Linked DNA regions of Homo sapiens: regions 2, 3 and 4 are each linked to region 1. Evidence: read pairs that join two places in POLR2A ChIA-PET (ENCODE). Cell type or tissue: MCF 10A. All regions are shown on one strand. Links, peaks and the distances in the headings refer to the core of each region. The heading gives the core; the rest is flanking DNA.

Region 1 (4,808 bases), core at 252-4,251:
TGTGCCTGTAGTCCCAGCTACTCAGGAGGCTAAGGTGGGAGAATCTCTTGAACCCAGGAGGCAGAGGTTGCAGTGAGCCAAGATCATGCCACTCCAACCACCCTGGGTGACAGGGTAAGACCCTGTCAAAAAAAAAAAAAAAAAAATAGCATAGGCTGGGATAAGTGAGTGATTCAGTGTTAGCTTTAGTGTCAATAGAACTTGCACTGAAATATTCAACTTTTTTCCCACAGCCCTGGACAACTTTCAGGAAGACAGTTCTGGTCTGTAGCAATTAACACATGGTCATCCTCAGAAAAAGGGTAAGGAGGATGCCACTTGACCTAACAGAATCTTATACATGCCAATAATGTGAAGGCTTGATGGGTGTTTGTACTTAGTCCTCTCAATTATTTCCCAGAGATACCCATAACTTAAAATGCAGGAACCAAGAGATTTGAGCCTAGACATTTGGATGAAAAGCGATTTCCACCTGGAGAAAGTCACTGCCCTTCTGTGCAGAGGTAGGTGCCCTGATACTTGCCTGACAGCTGGAAAGCGTGGCTCAGAAGAGGTAGGTGGGAGAAGAGGCCACATAGTATCTCCCTGGGCCTCCTGGTGAAAAACTTGTGTGTGATTTTTCAGGCCTGACCACAAACTTGGGGAAAGCTGACCCCTACCCCAGACTTGGGGCACAGCCCATGCGTGGCAGTCTCTGGAGGGAGCTCTCAAGGTCTCAGGTCTCTCTGGCTGGTCGTAGTCATCACATATTTGCATTCCTAGCCCCTGAGCCTTCATTCCTGGGTTTATCAGAAGCCTTGGGGAGAGGTGTTCTTTAGGCGCCTCTGCTGAGGCCTTCTTTGGGTGGGGCAGGGAAGGGAGAGAAATCTTGAAGCCGCTTTTCCCCACAATGACTCAGAATCTAGTACTTCCACTCCTAGCCTTCCCCCTCCCTTGCTCTCGGCCCCAGAGTCCATAAAACTTCCAGAGCCTTTTGTTCAGGGCTCTGTCAGCAGTGAGACCACCCCAACCCGACATTCCTGCTGATCTACTTGACCCTGGGCCCCTGTGTGTTCCATGGGGGAAATGGAACAGGGAGAGTCCACGCTTTCTCTGGTTTCAGATACTTGCTTATACCATTGCAGGACATGACTGAAAGCTTGACTCTTTTGTTTTGGGCTTGTTGCCTTAATTGACTATTGTGACACCTGGCAGCTCAGCGCTCCCTCTCCCAGTTCAACTGAGCTCCTGACAGAGGGACTCCACCTTCAACTTGCCAGGGACAGGCACTCAAAGGACGGGCTTCATTTCTGTTGAAGGCTCTGGCTTCTCCTAATATGTTTCTAATTCATTTCTAGATTCAGATCTCTCTCTACCTCTCCATATCACACATTCACAAACAATAACTGCCTGAGGACCAGGAGAAGCACAGGGCCTGCCTCGTTATTCCTCCCCTGCATGCTGACTCTTCCACTGGGGCTGGGCAGAGTCAGCACATGCAGGAGGGGAATCATGAGCCAGGCCCTGGCCAGATCCAGATTTCTAGACATGAGAACTACCCAAACCCCAGAGACCCAGTTCTTCCATCTACTTTACTGAGGAGGAACCAGAGAGTCTGAAAAGTAAGTGACTTGGCCAAGGTCACCCAACTGGAACCCAGGGCCTAACCTTTGGGTTCAAACTCTGATCATGACCAGACTGCCTCCTTGAATCTTCTTTCTACTTTCCCGGTACAGTTTCTGTGCAGAGCTGAGTCCTTGGGTGCCCAGGACTACACTAAGCCCTCTCAAGTCAGTACTTTCTAGGAGGCTGTAGCCTAACTGGAGAGAGAGGTGAGACCAGGGGTTCTCAGACTTGAGCAGATGTTAGAATCAGCTGGTGGGCTAGTTAAAACACAGATCTGCTGGCCCCACCCCAGGTTGCTGATTCAGTAGGCCTGGGATGGGGTCTGAGAATTTGTACTTCTAACAAGTTTCCAAGTATGGCTGATAAGAACCACTGGACTTAACCATAAACAACCAAAAGTAACAGAGGCAGTGAATGGAAACCGAGCAAAGGCAGGTAGAGAAAGGAGAGAAATGAGGGTGACATTGTTTCTAAGGGCAGGAAATGAACTCCAGGGGCTGGTCCTTGGGAGGTCCTTCTCTTCCCTCTACCTTCATCTACCCTGACTTCGGGTGTATCTAGAAGTTTCACAGTAGCATATAAATTCCCCCTCTCTGCTGGAGGGCTCTGGCCAACAGGTGAAGCCAAAACCATCACCTGTAGGAGGTTACTTAGAGCTGGCTCCTGTCCCAACACCCTCCTCTCGGCTTCCCCGTTCACATCGCTGCAGCCGGCACAGCTGCCTGCCTCCCATGGAGCCTGGGGGCACCTGTCCTAAAGGCTCAAGGATGAAGAGTCGCGGAGGGTGGTTGTGGCCATCTCACCCACCTCTCCCTTGATTCCTCCATGTACTCACACAAGCCCTGGAAGGCCAAGGACACTGACACTCAGAAAGCTAAGGGAGTGGGTACATTACAAAAGGATTGGGAGAGGGGGAGTGGTAAAAACTCCACAGCTCACATTCATTGACTCAGCTCATCTTTCAAGGCCCCAGTTCTCCTGAGTCATCAGTGAGCATGGCCTTGCTTTCATAGTCACTAAGGCTGAATGTGGGTCATTGAGATCTAAACTGGTGTTTAAATGTAACCGCACAGAGGTGAGTCAGACACACACAAGGAGAAAAAGAGCAAAAGAGAGAGAGAAGAAAGAAGGAGACTTAGCTCTCTCTTAAGTGGGGGTGAAAATCCAGGAGCGAATCTGAAATGATCCACCTCTCCAAATCCGTCCACTGTTTAATTGGCTCCATGTAGCTATAGGGAAATTGAGGCATAACTGCTGTGTCCACTAGCCCAAAGCTGTTCCAGGGACAGCAGCAACCTCAGGAGGAGGCCAGAGATTGGCCAATGGAAAGGCAGAAAGCAGGGACTCTCCACCCAGGTGGAGGCACCACAGGGCCCGTGGAGGGAATGGACAGCTGGCATTACGGTCCCCCTACCTTTTCCCAAGACTCTTCCAGCTGACCTACTAAGGCTGCCCCTTGACCTTGAGTACAAATGGCACTCATGCCCAAACAGCCGCTTGACCAGAGCCAACCGACAACCTCCTGTGAGTTTCTCAGCCCCAGGCTGGATCTGCAGGTAAGAGACAGACATTATGTTGAGGCAAATGTAACCCATGCCAAGCAGTGTGTAGAGATTTCTACCTAGCTTTATTGTTGTGAACTCCAGACAAGAGACTTAGAAACCATGTATGATTTTCTACATCAAAAGCCTGAGTCTGAGGCTTAGGGGTCTCTCATCCCTTTTCCAACTCCCTTTGTGTGTTGCGGGGTGGGGGGTGGGGCGGAATGGAGAGTCTGCCATGGAGTCCCCACCTCTGTCCCTTCCAGAAGAGCCTGTATATGGCTAGTGGGCATTTCCCTCCCTGGAGAGGAGGTGGGGGAGGCCCTTCATGTGCTTCCTGGAGCCACAAGGAAAGAGGAGGCTGCTGATTCACCAGCAGCTGCTTCCTGGAATGGCAGTTCCGGGCTGGCAGGCAAACAGTATTTTTCCAAGGTGATCTAGGGCTGTTACAACATTCCCGCTCTGCCCCCATCAGACCTTCCTGTAAGTCAAACCAGAAAGTTACCCAGACCACGCATTCCTGAGCAGTCAAGCACAAGATTCCAGACACAGTGTTTCCAACATGTCTCGCTATCTCTCCTGGGACCTGGGATCCAGTCATCCCCACAGCCCCTGTGCTTCCTCAGCCAAGGCCATGCATTTGTCGCACTGGCCATGGAGTCACATGGAAGCCACTGTGTGGCTCCAAGTCAGCTGGGAGGGGAAGGCCTGCCCTGATTCCCCTAATGGTCTGCTGAGAAAGAGCAGAGCCCTGAGCTAGCTTTGTCCCTGCGTTTCACAAAGCCACTTTCTCTGGTCCTGCCCAGCTTTCTGAGACAGAAAGCTACCATGTCCCAGACTGAATCAGTCTCACTTTTTTTTTTTTTTTCCCCAGAAATAAGGCACAGGTTTGGAAGTGCCTCTGTTTGACCCTGGTGTTTGGTTCTCTCCCTCACATACAGGGAACATGAAGGAGAACCCACCTCTGCTGCTTTTGAAGTGCAGTGGCTTTCACTTGGAATGGACATCTTTACGGGTGGCACTGGGGGCTGTGCAGAGAGGACCAGGGAGAAATTCCAGACTTCTCAGGTTCTGCCTCTGAGACAGACAGTGGTGGGAAACACAAACAATAAAAATCCTTGGTTCCACTTTCCTCATCCCTTCCGGGCAAATGGAATCAAATGAGGGTGAGGGTGGCTGGGGAATAAAGCAGGGTGAGTGAAGAGATGGGGGACTGCTCTTAGAAGCAGTGTCTGAACTCCACCCCCTCCAGGATGAACTGGAAAGTGCTTCTTCTCCTCCCTCCCTTGACTGATGGCTATGGGAACTTTAGATGGGGAAATACGGATATACTGATCTCTCAACCAAATGTAATTTGTATTAAGAATTAAGAGTTCACAAGTTATTCTCTGTCTCTCTCTCTTTTTTTTTTTTTAAAGAAACAGCCTTGCCCTGTCACCCAGGCTGGAGTGCTGTGGTGCTATCATAGCTCACTGCAGCCTCAAAATCCTGGGCTTAAGTGATTCTCCCACCTCAGCCTCCTGAGCAGCTAGTACTACAGGCACACACTACCATAACTGACCAATTTTTCTGTTTTCTGAAGAGATGAGGTTTCGCTCTGTTGACTAGACTGATGTCAAATTCTTGGCCTAACGTGATTTTCTCCCTGGGCCTCCCAAAGTG
Region 2 (4,808 bases), core at 302-4,301, 99 kb before region 1:
CCTGATTTTTAAGGTGACTCTTCAAGCACTTGTAAAAGATATTTTGGGGCAGACTGTGGGAAGAGTAGAGTAGGGATATGAGGGAGCCCAGGGAGGGAAATGTTTTATGAATTGATATTGTTCTTGGTACATAAAGGACATCAGTTAACGGGAATGAGGTGGGGAAGGGATAGCGTGTAGTGGGAGAAAGTCAGAGAGGGTGAAATGACAGACATGGAGAGAGAAAGAGGAACCCATAAAGACAAACAGATGGAGAGAGAGAGAATGTGACAAGAATAGATATAGAGAGATTCAAATAATCCTCAAGGATGCTCAAAATAATAAAAAATAGTTTTGTGATGATTGCCAAAAAGGCCAATAGCATTTATAGAATTCAAGTGATGATACGTCATTGAAAGAAAGAAAAGGGGATTTTTCTGTGAGACAAATTGCCCAAAACCTGAGGGGGAGTTTTGTCATCAAAATACATAAGGAGTAATCTTTTAAAAACTCTGAAACAAAGAGCAAATAATTTAAAGAAATCTCGGCCAAGCAAGGTGGTTCATGCTTGTAATTCTAGCGCATTGAAAGTTTGAGGCGGGAGGACAGCTTGAAGCCAGGAGTTCAAGACCAGCCTGGGCAACATAGTAAGACTCCTCTCTAAAAAGCAAAAATAAAAAAAATTAACTGGATATAGTGGTGGGTGCCTATATTCCCAGCTACTTGGGAGGCTGAGGCACGAGGATCACTTGAGTCCAGAAGTCTGAGGTTGCAGTGAGCCATGATCGTACCACTGCACTCCAGCCTGAGTGACAGGCTGACAGAGTGGGACGCTGTCTCAGAAAAAAAAAGAAAAGAAAAAGAAAAAATAAAGAAATCTCATTCTACTTTACTTACCACACACATATGTTCATATCATGTGTTAAACATTGTCTTTTAAAAAATAGCTTAGGGCCAGATGTGTTGCCTCAGGCCTGTAATCCCAGTACTTTGGGAGGCCAAGGTGGAAGAACTGCTTGAGGTCAAGAGTTAGAGACCAGCCTGGGCAACATACTGAGACTCTGTCTCTATTTCAAAACAAGCAAACAGCTTAGAAAATCATTTTCTTTAACTCTTACCTCTGATGCTTTTAATTATGTGTTCTCTTATGGTGATTGGCTGGGGTTAAAATATTCTGTAGCATTGCTTTGCATCATAGCCCCAGAGAAAATGAAAGGGGAAGAAGGAGTTAGCTTCCCTTTTCCCCGCTGTTCTGCCTGCTTCCTGTTTCAGAAAAATTAAAATAAGGTGTGAACAGCCACTTTCTCTTGAACATATTCTTCCATATATACTGGGGTAGGGTGAGGCATGTATTTGTGGGGGCTGGAGGATGGCCTCTGTTACAAAATTTCCTATGGACATTCCTTATCTACACTAGTGGGGAACAATGAAAATTACTTGTACAATGAACATCACTTATACAGGACGCGTATTACGGTACATTCTAATTTTTAAAAATATCAACTCACATAAAGAGGAGGCCAACCCTGACTTATCTCATGGGCAAGCTGTATGGCACAAATGAAATTACTAATGTGAAAGTGTTCGGTCAACTCTAAAGGTCCTTACAAGTTTGTGGGTTTTTTTTTTTTTTCAGACAGAGTTTTGCTCTTCTTGCCCAGGCTAGAGTGCAATGGCATGATCTCGGCTCACCGCAACCTTCACCTCCTGGGTTCAAGCGATTCTCCTGCCTCATCCTCCGGAGTAGCTGGGATTACAGACGCCCGCCACCACGCCCAGCTAATTTTGCATTTTTAAGGGAGACAGGGTTTCTCCATGTTGGTCAGGCTGGTTTCGAACTCCCAACCTCAGGTGATCCGCCCACCTCAGCCTCCCAAAATACTGGAATTACAGGTGTGAGCCACCACGCCTGGCCACGTTTGAGGTCTTTTTAATGATTAGAAATTTCTTATACTCTGGCATCTGTAGAATCCATTCAAAGCCATAAATTTCTGCTTCTTTCCCACACCTGGTGGGAGAAATGGGGGAATAGGCCCACAAATCGCCTTGGCTTTTGTGGTCTCCCAGTATGCTCTTTTGCATGGACAGAAAAATGAGGGAAATGCTTTTACCTTCATCAAACCTATTGGAAATGGTTAAGTTTCCCTTCTTTTGACTAAAACAAAACTAAAAACCACAAGAAACCTACTCAAGATTGGCTCATATGAATCACATCCTGTGTGGAACCCTGTCCTGTGTCAATGACACTTAGACACAGAGCAAAGAAGGGAGAGGGTGGGTCACTGTTTCTAAATGCAACGAAGGGCACTTTCATTAAAGCACTAAGGCTGCATGCTCAACAGGTTTAGCATGACTCAGCAAGATGGGTCACTGAACACCATCCACCCAAGGGCAAATGAGCTTGTCCAATCACATGACCTACAAGATCAGGGGATAGCAAACCAGACCTATGGTTTGCTGAACAGCCTGCACAAGCCAGTCCCGTTACATACAGAACAGTCAGAGGAGAAGGTCACCGCCAGGGCAGTGGAGACCACTGCGGATCCTCTTCTCAACACTGCTCTACCATGTTACCTTGTGTCTAGTTGTGTGTCTGCCAACCACTTCTACAGAAGGTGCTGAGGCAAACCTCCTCAAAGGTTCTGATTTGGATCTTCCATTTGGAGAAGACTTTGAGTCTGTCCATATTCGTGGCTTTTTTTTCTTGCACTGGGAACTGATGCATTGCAGACACAAATGAGCCCAATGTATTTTAAGCGAGAAAAAGTTCCCACCCTCACCACCAATTACACCCTTGTCATTTTTTTCTTGTTCTAGTACCTACGTGTGATTTAGTACTTTCCGAGCATTCCATTCTTTCTGAAAGCATAAGCACTAATATGTGTAATTTGCTTGCCTTGTCATTCTGAAATCTTTTAATGCATACAGTTCAGACATCCTGTTTGTTTAATATGAGCAATGCCAACTTTATTTACTGTAATAAATGTACTTCTTTATTCTTCTGGAAAAAAAGGGAAATTAATTGAAAAAGACACATTTAAGCTATTCCAGTGTGTAATACAGAGGCTGCTGGTAAAATATAATACAATGTCAGGGAATTCCACAATCTTGTTTGCTTTTTGGTTTCATTTTCATATTTTTCTTAAATATGGCATTGCTACAGTACAAAGTAGAAGAACATATTTTAGTGTCTGATTCACAGTCTCTTTACTAACTTTGGAACTTTAAAACCTGGGCAACTCTGATAGTGAGAGGGTTCAAGAAAATTGACATATGTGGTGAAATGTACTTTTGTGGCCTAGCTTTGCGTTTCAGAGCTGTTATACAGTCAGATTTTTTTAAATGAATATCTGCAACTGTTCCAACAATTCTGGTTTATGAAAATGTTGCTGGTTTTGCATAGGAACTTCATAACCTGCATGATATTACTCATGGGTATTTGTGGGTTTTGCTTTAGATATGGAAAGGACGCCTCTTGGCAAACATATTTTTTCTTTTGCTTCTCAGAGGTTTTGTATTCAGCTCAAAAATCCCCAGTATCTGTTTCCTTAGGTTCATGGGCTCCTTTAAACTTTACATTTGTATTTCTATTTTTTTTTCCAGTCAACTTCATGGATGTTTTGGAACGTCCTTTGTGCAAATTCACTCCCCAATGTTGCAGAGAGATTTTGCTTCCTTTTACCCTCTTCCAGTTGATTTTCTTTTCTTTTTTTTTCTTTTTTTTGAGACAGAGTCTCATTGTCATCCAGGCCAGAGTGCAGTGGCACGATCTCAGCTCACTGCAACCTCCGCCTCCCGGGTTCAAGCGATTCTCCTGCCTCAGCCTCCTGAGTAACTGGGATTACAGGCATGCGCCACCACCATGCCCGGCTTATTTTTGGATTTTTAGTAGAGACGGGGTTTCACCATGTTGGCCAGGCTAGTGTCGAATGTCTGACCTCAAGTGATCCGCCTGCCTTGGCCTCTCAAAGTGCTGGGATTACAGGCATGAGCCACTGTGCCTGGTTGTTGATTTTCTTTAAACAGTCTAACAACTTTTCCTGTGACATGTTTAGGCCTCTGAGTGTAATCCCTGTGGAAGATGGTACAGTGTCTGAAATTCTACATATACATTGACTTCTGACCTCTTTGAAAATGTGATCTGTAAGAAGGCCACACAGGCTTTCAAATGCAAGATGGTTTCAGACTCAACATGGTTTCCTTTGAGGTTGTTACTAGGAAATAATTTGAACAACAAGTGTAGTCATCACCATATCCTGACATGCCAGCAGGAAGATAAATTACTGCTTGTAAGTTACAACATTTCACCTCCACCCATGGCAATTTTTATTATATTACCCATTTGTCCTCTCAGTAAATGATGTCTGTAAAAATAGTTGAAATAGTTGAAAGGAATTTAATTTAAAATATACTCACATGTATTCACCTAAGTACAAAGACACATAGCATTTCAAAATAAGTAAACTCAGCCTTTTCTCCCTTGAAATGTATCAAATACTAAAGCTTTTCATAGCATCTTGATCCTAAAAAGAACAGCAGAAAGCCATTTAATCCATTCTCAGATATCTGGACAGACTAGCCAGCAGTATGCTAGTCTTCAACAAATGTGACCAAGGCTTCTTGTTACAGTTTTGCTTTATTTGTGGCAGAGTTTTTTTTTTTTTTCTCTCTCAGGTGAATATATTCGGTTCAGAGTATTGGGTCAACTACAGGTCCCACTTAAAGGAGTAGTAAAAAGAAAGATTTGTCAGGATACATGGCGGCTCACACCTATAATCCCAGCACGTTGGAAGGGTAAGGCAGGAGGATCACTTGAGCCTAGGAGTTCA
Region 3 (4,808 bases), core at 251-4,250, 51 kb after region 1:
GCAGGCAGAGAGAACAAATTTCAAAATCCCGTCTGGGCTGTTATATGACTTATTTCTCCACCTAAAATGCAATATCCATGAGGAGACTCATTGCCTTCGTTTCTATATCTTTATATTTCGGGGTTCCCTTCAGTGCCTAACACAGTGCTTTGCAAATACCAGGCCCATAATAAATGGCTATTAATCTGAACAGCAACTCCCTCCCTGACCATTGGGTTTGGCCAGGTTCCCAGGAGACCGCAGTGAGGAAGGATTAGGGAGGATGTGGGGGGAGCTGGGTGGATTCTGGTTTGTGCTGGGACCCTGGGACCCATCTGGGACCTCTACAGCCAACGTGAAGCTGCTATTGCCTGCAGAGGTCCCCTGTCTTGGGGATGACCTAAGACCAGGACAGCATACTCTGTGGCTCTCAAGTCCACCCCAGACCAGGCGTCAATCCTTCAAGACCAGTCTAGAACCAAACTGATTCCAAGAGATAACAATTTGCCCTGCTTGGTGACTGCCTGCTCATGTTTGGCTTATAGATGAGAAAAACCTTTGTTCCTTTTTTTTTTTTTTTTTTTAAAGGAGAAGAGTATTAAAAATTCCACTGACTGCCCAAACAGGATTTACATGAATTTAACTGGCTACTGCAGGACACAGTGAACTCTTGGAGTGGCTTCTGTCATTAAGACAGGGTCCGTGAGCAGACGGGTCAGCCAGGTTGGGCAGCAGGCTGGTGTCCTGGTATCCCCGGCATGTTCTGATGGACACAGATTCTTCCCTTTCTTCAGAGGCAGTAGGCGTGGGTGAAGCAGGGTAGGCAGGCTGGAATGCTGGTGCTATCTGGTGACTGTTCAGGTGAGTTAGTCAAAGGACAAGAAGAAGAACTGTCTCGAGTTAGAAAGCAGGGACTCTGGTCTTAGCTCTGTCACCTTTCTGGGCCTCAGTTTCCTCATCTGTAAAACGATGGGATGGGACACGATGATATTCCCTCCACATTTCTCACATCAGTCAATCACTATATCCTCACATATGTCCTCCTCTGCCCAGGGCAATGCTACTCAAAGTGTGGTCCACAAACTGCCGCTCATCTGCAAACTGGCGCTGACCCATGGTGAGGTAAAAGTAGAGGCACAGAGTTTTTCGAAACTATTTGACAGTATGACAAACTATCATACTGTCATACTACATGACAATATAAGTCCGCTGAATCTAATAATAAAAATGTGGTCTTCTGTTTTATATGTATTTGGAAATTTCATTTTTCTAGTAATTTACTTTTAATACATTTTATAAAAAGTATTGGTCCTAAACGGACTGAAAAAGGAAAAATTAAAACACATTGATTTATCACCACAGATAAATGGAAGAGCTCATTTCTCTCCTGGGCTGACTTTTTCACTCTTAACTGAAGCTTCTCTGTCTCCAAAGCCTCTGCATCCCTTCCTAGGCCAAGTTTGGTGTCTCTCCGCCTGTGCTCCAATGGTGTTTGGTACACACTTCTAATGACAGCATTTCTTGCACTGATTGCATCTGTTGGTTTCCCTGCAGATCTTCTCCATGCTTATTTCAGCTCTCTAGCCCCAGAACAAGGTACCTGGCACAAGGCTGGGTAGCCAATTAAGTACTAACTGAACTGAACAAGCTCTGAGTTTCTTACCTTAAACTTTGGTTGCATTCCCTTTATTCATACACCCCTTGAGTGTAAAGTGTAAAGTTCTGCGCGTGGTGGATGCTAAGGAACTGAGGAAGCAATGGTGAGAACTGCTTTCTGCATCTGGTGGTAAATCTTTTATGCTACCAATCCCATTGCGCTGTTCCTTTTCCAGCTCTCAGTCTGATCCTACTGTTACTGTAAGTGTCAGCTTGGGCAACACAGTGAGACCCTGTCTCTATAAAATTTTTTTTAAAACTAGCTGGGTGTGGTGGTGTGTACCTGTAGTCCCAGCTACTTGGGAGACTGAGGTGGAAGGATCACGTGAATCCAGGAGTTTGAGGATATGATCATGCCACTGCACTCCAGCCTGGGGGACAGAACAGGATCCATGTCTCCAAATAAATGAACAAACAAACTTATTTAAAAAACCCCCAAAACAAAGAAAATTGGGCTTGTAGGTACAAAAGCCAGTGACTAATGTGTGTGGCTGGTGATTAAAAATCCTTACAAACCAGACAAGACAAATCACTCCTGTATATCTTGTGTAAAATTAAAAGGTCAGCCAGGAAGAAAAGGAATGATGAAATTTCTTAAGTTCTTCATCAAGCTGAAAAGCTCATTTGATGCTTTGGGTATTTTTTAAAAAGGCATTTCATGGAAAACTCCCAAACCAGAAGAGATGGAATATTACATAGGAAACCATTTAAAAGCTCAGAAAATCCTTTAAGTCCAAATCAAAGAATGCAATTCCCATCATATGGAACTCATTTCTTTTTGAAAGTCAGTAAGTCAAAAATTTTTTACTAGGAATCGGCTGGTTCCCTCTGCATTTTTTCCAGAGAAGGCAGTTTGGGAACACAGTTCCAGAACCTCAGCCTCATGAGTTCTACTCCTGGATTTTCCTGGATTTTCTCTCTGAGGCTGTGGAAAAATTCTCTTTCTCTCTCTGCTTCTGAGCCCTGCTTTAAAAAAAAAAAAAAAAAAAAAAAGGGTCATGTGATCATCTGCCCAGTTTCAGGATGTAGTATATGAAATCCTGTCCTCAGAGCTCCCTGAGTGCTTCTGATCCCCAGAGCCAGACAGCCTATGCTCACGTAGAGTTTGTAGAACACAAGAAAGCACCACAGACATGACAAGTGATATATTTTCCCATTAGAAAAGGAACTCTATTCCTCAAATTAAGAAACAGAATCAACTGATGAAAAAAATTTACCAAAATTCAAGATCTGAAAAACATGAATTATTTGAAAGTAGAACATTTTACCTGTCTGATCTAGGTAATAAACAAGCTAGAGTTCCAGCCACTCAGATAAAAACTGCAGTTACACTCTGAGTTTTACAGCCTTTCCACACAATGTTCTATCCACCCACAGAGTCGGGATCCCGTTGACACAGAAGTGAACTTGAAGTTTTTGATCTGGGTTGCGTGACAGATTCCTGACTAGAAAGGTGGTGCTATCTCTCCTCCTGTAACTTTCCACTGATGCAAAGGAGGTCACAAGCGCCAGGAAGCAGCAATGACAAGCATGTGTGGGCAGAGGATCATGTGCCAAGGCAGGGCACAAGCCTTCTCTTCCACAAGAAGCATTTATGCCATCTTATTGGCACACATCGGGGAGGCTGTGCGCCTTTGTAGTTTATGCCATAAAGGAGCCAAGCCTCCAAGCTATAGCTCTGGGGATGCCTTTTCTTTCTTATATGGTTCAGGAGGCAAGGAGCGTTCTTCACCCTGCCAGGCCCTCAGAGGTGAGGACTTGAGCCATCCGAGAGGCTCTGGCAGTTCTGGGTGGGGGGCTGCCCCAATCTGACTCCTAGCTGGCTGGAGCCAGGTGTGACAGGTGACTTGCCTGGCAGGGTGCCCTTTGCCCTCCTAGGAGCTCCCCAGGCAGGCTCTGCAGTGGGCCTTCTAGAGGAGGCTTTGCAGCAGGTATTCACCCTGGGCCACAGTCACCTGCCAGGCATTGGCTCTCAAGACCAGAACCACAGGTTTAATAATTCTACATCCGAACCAAATGGAGACAGTTAATGATCCCACTTGCTAGTGCCAAGGAAAACTCACCGGCTATGTGAAAAGGAAGAACTGATGGATAATATGAGCAGAGGCTCTACTTGAGTCATTAAACCAAAGTAAGATGAGAGTTCACTGTGTGGTGACTCTATTTTCAGGCAAATTGGAGGCAACTAAACACTTAAATCCTACCTAAGTCTCTCACCACCCCTAAGTGTCTCCTCCGGAGGCTCCTCCTCCTCCACCCTCCCTTATAGGATAGCTGGTTCCCTAAGGTTCTGTTCTTGGCTCTTGCCTGGGTTTACTTCCAGCATTCCTGCCACACCATATGGTACCTTTGTGCACATTAGAAAAAGGTGCCCCTTTCTCAAGACATCTGACTGCCATCTGCCAGAAAATTCAATCATTGCACAAATCTACAATGACTAGGATACGGTGGCACTCCCTAGGGTTGTTCAGGGCCCAATCTGCCCAGTTGTGCACAGTTGCCCTGCTTGACACTTTACCTTGCAGTTGAGTCCCGTGAGTTCAAGTATTCCCTTAGACAGATGGCTCCCCAGTCTAAATCCCTATCCTGACACCTCTCTCCGGAGAGCCAGGCCGCATCTCTAACTGCTTTATGGGCAAAACTACCAGAAGTGTTTCTTTAAACACAAAAAAACAAAAACTAAACTGTACTCTGTTGCTATCCCTACTCAGTTAAAAGCTCCTTCACTGGAAATCTCGGAGTCATCTTTAACGCCTACTCCTTGGTCCCCCAACCACATCATCAGACTCCCTTCGATGTGAATCGCTCCCCCTCCTCTTTTCCTTTCTCTTCCCACCATTACTGGCTTGCCCCAAGCTGTGACTGTTTCTTGCCTGACCTATGAGAAGACCTCCTACTTGAACTCCTGGCTTCCAGGCTTACTCCTCTGTTACTTACTCTAACACACTGCATTTATTTCCCGTTAGTCTCTTCCTCAAAAACCTCTGTTGGCTTCTATTGAAAGGCAAATAAAATAAAGCCCACACTTCCTAGCCCAACATTCAAAACCTTCCAGGTTCTCACCCCCATCTACCTCAGCTGCCAGCTCTGCCCTGCTCCTTCCCAGGCTCTGGTCCTCTGATCATACCGAGTCCTCATGATTCCTTAGCACAGGACGCTTTTCTGCCTCCACG
Region 4 (4,808 bases), core at 284-4,283, 93 kb after region 1:
ACTTTTTGTTTTGTTGTTTTTTTTGTGTGTGGGTTTTTAAAAAATTGAGACAGGAGTCTCACTTTGTCATCCAGGCTGGAATGCAGTGGTGCAGTCCCAGTTCGCTAATGCAGCCTCAACCTCCCGGGCTCAAGCAATCCTCTGGTAAGGTATCCACATTTCAAGTTGAAATGGCATTTCCATGTATGGGAAACAAAAGAAAAAAAGCCAGCAAGTGGCTCTCCCTCAAAGCCCAATCATATTGCTATCAGCACGTTTTCCCATGCTGGTTGGGAAACATTTTGCAAAACTCTGATTATCTGTTTGTACAATCCAACCACATGTACCACACACAGGATGGGAATCTGACTCACAAAGTTCAGGTTTGGGAGGATGCTTTTCATAAAATGCCACTGACTCAATGCCTTGCTGGTAAAGTGAAAGTGTAATTATTAAATGCTAAAACAAGACAAGCTGCAGTATTTGTACTGCTTGCTTTTTAAAAATAACCCATTTTAGATATATGCTCAGTCAGCTAATCTTTTGCTCCCTGGATGCCCCCAGGCTCTGATAATAATGCCTTATCGAGCAGCAGGCTTCACTGTTGAGAGCTGCCAGCAGCATGCCAGCCCTCACTCACATTAAACAGACGCTGCACGCTTCCGCTGTCTCCCCCGAGCTCAGGGGCTCCATCCCTAACAATGCCACTGTCAGTGCAGGCACCAACAGCTGTAATGAGCCCCCAACAGGAACTTTGCCTTTCTACAAACTCAGAAAAAAAATAACGCTTATATTTTCATAAAGAAGGTCTGACACATTTGGCTTTGGCTTCTATAAAAAGAAAAGTGATCGTCTAACCCATTTGACTTTTCATACCAAAGACAATCACCTGACAGTCATGTAAGGGAGCCAGGGGAGATTCTTCCCCCCTGGGAACCAATGTCTGGCGATATGTTTGGTTGTTATAACTGGAGAGGTGCTGCTGGTATTTTGGGATGCTGCTAAACATCCACAATGAACAGGACAGCCCCCACCCCCAACAAAGTAGGCAAATGGCACTGCATTATGCAAATCAGTGATTTTTTTTTTAATTGTAAAGGATGAAAGCTTACCAGCCACTAGATTATTAAAACAACCTGACCTGTTGGTGAGGGTCAAGAAGGTGACGGCAAAGTTCTGAGCAATGTGGAAGGGTACTTTTTTTTTTTAAGTCACTTACAACTGGTGATAAAGATCATTTTTTTTAGCCCGGTAAAGCAGACAGCTCTGAGTGGCGATGATGGCTAACTGGGCATGGTGTTTTAATTGCGATTGGCCAGAGATGTGTCCTGAAGCCCAAATAAGAGGCACAAATCAAGTGAATGAGCAGATCCTGTATCTATGAGCTTCCAGAAGAGAAAACAGAAACCAGTCTTACCACTGAATGTCCCCAAAACTGAACTCATGCCATTCCATTCTCTCCAGGCTTCAAACCGGCCAGAACCCTGGCCACTCCTCTTTAAAAAGTCCTATCAGGTGTACCTCCTTAGTGTTTCCTTGACCCCACTCCCATGATTGCTGCCTTGGGGCAGGCAGGTCCATGGGCCACTGGCCCTCACCAGATCTGCTGCTATTAGCCTCCTTCTATAGACAGCAGACAGAGAGGAGCTATGACATATTTGTTCCCTATTTTTCTTGATTGTGTCCAACTCATCTTGAACTGCCTTTCACCACTGGTAGATATGATTGTAGAAGGTCTGGGCTGGCTGCAGGGATAGGTTAGTTTCCACTTCGCATGCCCTCAGAGAAAACCGTGGAGTCTGTGGCTCGGTGGTCCCTGGGGAGTGAGGAGCCAGAAGAACAAGGAAGCTGACTGACAAACACATCCCAGGATTCACTGCACAGCGACGGAAAAACGTGTATGGAGAGGAGGGAAGAATTTGGCTAGCAGGGATCTCCTCTTTTGTTTTGGTTGGGAGTTATATATTACATCATTTTAATGTTTAGAACGTCATATACCACAAGAATGGAATTAAGAGATTCTGGGAAGAGTTCCAGGACTCCCATTTGTAACACCTAAGCCATAAGTCATTCAAGACCAGAAGTGGGCAGGAGTGAGCTAAAAAATACAGGCTCTTTTGCTATAACTAAGAATTGGAAGCCTCCCACAGAAAGGAAACAGGAACTCCCTGGGTGGCCCCAAAGAAAAGACAGGGCATGCCAAAGCCCTCCAGCAAAAAAGGGGAGGGTCTGCTGGCGAGCCTGAGCCAAACTATTAGCTTACGGGGAAGGAAGGAAAAAGAACCTTGTAAAGAAAGAGTCAGTCGCTCTTGATAGCACATGGGTTAATACAGGGATGGAGACGGGAGGTAGACAGGGCGTCCTCACAGCCTGATGCAGGGGCTGCCAGTGAACAGACTAGTCTTGCCAGCGGGATGAGAAAGATCGTGCAAGTGGCAACGGGAGCAAATGCAGCCTACTGGGGCTGCTACTCTTGCCATTCTGCCTCTTGCTTTAAACCTCCCAACCCCTATAATAGTGACCCAGAACCCACCACTAACCAGAGACAGTACCAAGGACCAAGGACTCGAGCTACGCCTCCCCCCAGTAATCTCACTGCATCCTACAAAAAATATAACGGAGCACTTGATATGCAAATGCAGCTTCAGACAAGCCCCCCAGACTCTTCAAGCAGATGACGGCTCTGAGCCTGTCTGAAAGGAAAATCCAGGAATTGCCACAGGGAGCAGCTGCCATGGAGGGTCACCAGCTGAGACTATAAGATGAACAATCTGTTCATGAGCTTCAGGCTTATAAGCTTCCCAAAGAATGTCAGTTTCATGAGGGCAGGGACTCTTTTCTGTTTTGCTCACTGCTGCGTCCTCAAGGCTTGAAGGCGAGCCCTATGCCTTGCAAGCACTCAGTGCATATCTGCTGAATGAATGAACACCTTCCCCCCTAACCTGCCAGTGCACAACTCTCTACACGACGAGTCTGCTAACTTTATGTTGACATGGCTGTTTCTGCTCATGAGATGCTGTGGATAATTCCGGACCTAGAAGAGATGGATGCAGCTGGGTTCTCAGCAGAGATTAAGTAATTAAGGAAAACCCAAGTTATTTAAAAACTAGAACATATTACAGGGTATGATTTTGATCCAAAGCAGTCAGGTTTTTAGACTGTATGATTTTGTCTTCAGGGTGGGGTGGCAGCCCCTTGGCAGCCGCTTCAGGTCCTACCTGGCAGTCCCAGCTCATCACAGCAGGACTCAACCCAGCTTCCTAGGGAACCATCTGCAGCCCACACCCGAGGGGCTGCTTAAAGCAATCAGTTGGCTTTAGTCTCACAGCCAATCAGGTTGTACTTCTGAGCACAGACTGGCACATACTTAAGAGTTTCCCCTAGAACCCAATGTTCATTTTCAACTACCTTTCCTTTTGTAGCATAAGGACTATATTTACTACATGCTATCTACTGTACACTTTTCTTCCATGTGTATTGGTCTTCTCTTCCTAATTAGAATGAGTTTTTAAAAAACTGTTTCTAGCCAGGCACGGTGGCTCATGCCTGTAATCCTAATACTTTGGGAGGCCAAGGCAGTAGGATTGCTTGAGGTCAGGAGTTCAAGACCAGTGTGGGCAACATAGCAAGACCTCCAACTCTGCAAAAAATGAAAACAAATAAAAGAACTGTTTCTTTTGCCTAGCATTCAGTCAGTGGGATCCTGGATTGACTGATTTTTCACTAAACCACCTGGCAGAACACCCATCTCATTTTCACCTTTTGAGCAGTCCTGGCACTTGGTGTTTCAATACAGGGCCCTACTGAAGCCAGAGTATCTATAACTTGGCAGGCTTTAAGGGTTCCAAGTTGGGTCCAGGAAAACCATAACCAAGCAATCATCACCCCAAAAGCTTTCAGTCATCATGAGACACAGGGGCAAAGTGTGACCTGGGTTGTGTTCTGGTTACATCAAAGATTTAAATTATACTATCTTAGCAGACATGGAGGTGGCGGTCTACTCAGTCTCTAGGTTGTCAGTGATAATGATGGCTACCAAAAACAAGACCAGTTACAACAGAACAACCTCAAACTGAAAAAAACAGGCCAACTATTTCAAATCCTTTTGTCACACCAAATATCTTGGCAGTCGCGTCCAAAGAGACAGAGCCAAAGACACAGCTTGAACTTCAGGTTCTCTTATTCCTATTCATTTTTGTGGCCCTATTTAGCTACAGAAGGTCAGAAAGCCTGGTAGCCGGAGAGGACAGAAGCAAAGGTCCCAAATAATCCCCCAAAAATCCAGATCCTGGAGAAGGCCTATGCACATTTTGTCTTCAGAGAATCTTCAGCAGAGAAGGAGGCGGGTCCAACATATGTTGGCCCCAAAGTCAGATCCTGTCTTACTATGGAAATAAATCCACAATTAATAACCTAAAAAAAAGATGGAACACTATGAATAAGGTAGGAACATGCAGAGACAGGAAACACCATGTTCTGGCTCATTTTCTATTTTGATCTGAGCCAAAGGCAAACTGCAACAAATGACCCGCAGCAAACCAGATTGTATTTGTAGCAGCCACTGCTCAGGGAAAGGGGGAAACCTGGTTCCAAACAGATCAGAGGAAATATCCTTAGGTATTTCCCAAAAGGCCAAAAACCACCTATTGTGGAAAACTGCCTCTATTCCCGTCTAATGACAGTATTCTCAGTTGTACATATTAGAGACTCAAAACTTCTATTTGTGATATAATGGAAATGGCTTGTATATTATTTGGCAGGACAGTCAGGTCAGGAATCCATGCACTGACTCTGGCTTACTGTGTGATCTGGGGCAAGTTGTTTAATTT

What was found. ChIA-PET counts read pairs that join two places held together with the same protein. Peaks named below come from ENCODE experiments on the same cell type or tissue, not always from the same donor. Only the 100,000 strongest peaks of a DNase experiment are listed, where the experiment ranks them.
Region 2: POLR2A ChIA-PET joins it to region 1 with 18 read pairs; 9 of 35 experiments call an interaction of 5 or more read pairs at or near these places.
Region 3: POLR2A ChIA-PET joins it to region 1 with 27 read pairs; 18 of 35 experiments call an interaction of 5 or more read pairs at or near these places.
Region 4: POLR2A ChIA-PET joins it to region 1 with 25 read pairs; 16 of 35 experiments call an interaction of 5 or more read pairs at or near these places.

What each region holds. Positions count from the first base shown.
Region 1 is chr14:61,560,814-61,565,621 of GRCh38, reverse strand. It overlaps LINC01303 (long intergenic non-protein coding RNA 1303), which reads left to right. Exons shown (of 5, transcript NR_110416.1): 3 at 234-302; 4 at 381-4,808. Among named protein-coding and RNA genes, the nearest start is that of LINC03033, 7.3 kb to the left of the region's middle. RefSeq lists an enhancer at 2,836-4,035. In MCF 10A, for the core only: no CTCF peak of the experiment used is centred there; DNase peaks (open chromatin) are centred at 861, 1,171, 2,601 and 3,571.
Region 2 is chr14:61,660,202-61,665,009 of GRCh38, reverse strand. No RefSeq gene overlaps it. Among named protein-coding and RNA genes, the nearest start is that of HIF1A, 33 kb to the left of the region's middle. In MCF 10A, for the core only: no CTCF peak of the experiment used is centred there; a DNase peak (open chromatin) is centred at 2,329.
Region 3 is chr14:61,510,070-61,514,877 of GRCh38, reverse strand. The region is part of intron 10 of PRKCH (protein kinase C eta); the gene reads right to left. Among named protein-coding and RNA genes, the nearest start is that of PRKCH-AS2, 33 kb to the left of the region's middle. RefSeq lists an enhancer at 1,509-1,678. In MCF 10A, for the core only: no CTCF peak of the experiment used is centred there; DNase peaks (open chromatin) are centred at 2,157 and 3,157.
Region 4 is chr14:61,467,932-61,472,739 of GRCh38, reverse strand. The region is part of intron 9 of PRKCH (protein kinase C eta); the gene reads right to left. Among named protein-coding and RNA genes, the nearest start is that of PRKCH-AS2, 75 kb to the left of the region's middle. In MCF 10A, for the core only: a CTCF peak has its summit at 2,071; DNase peaks (open chromatin) are centred at 299 and 2,049.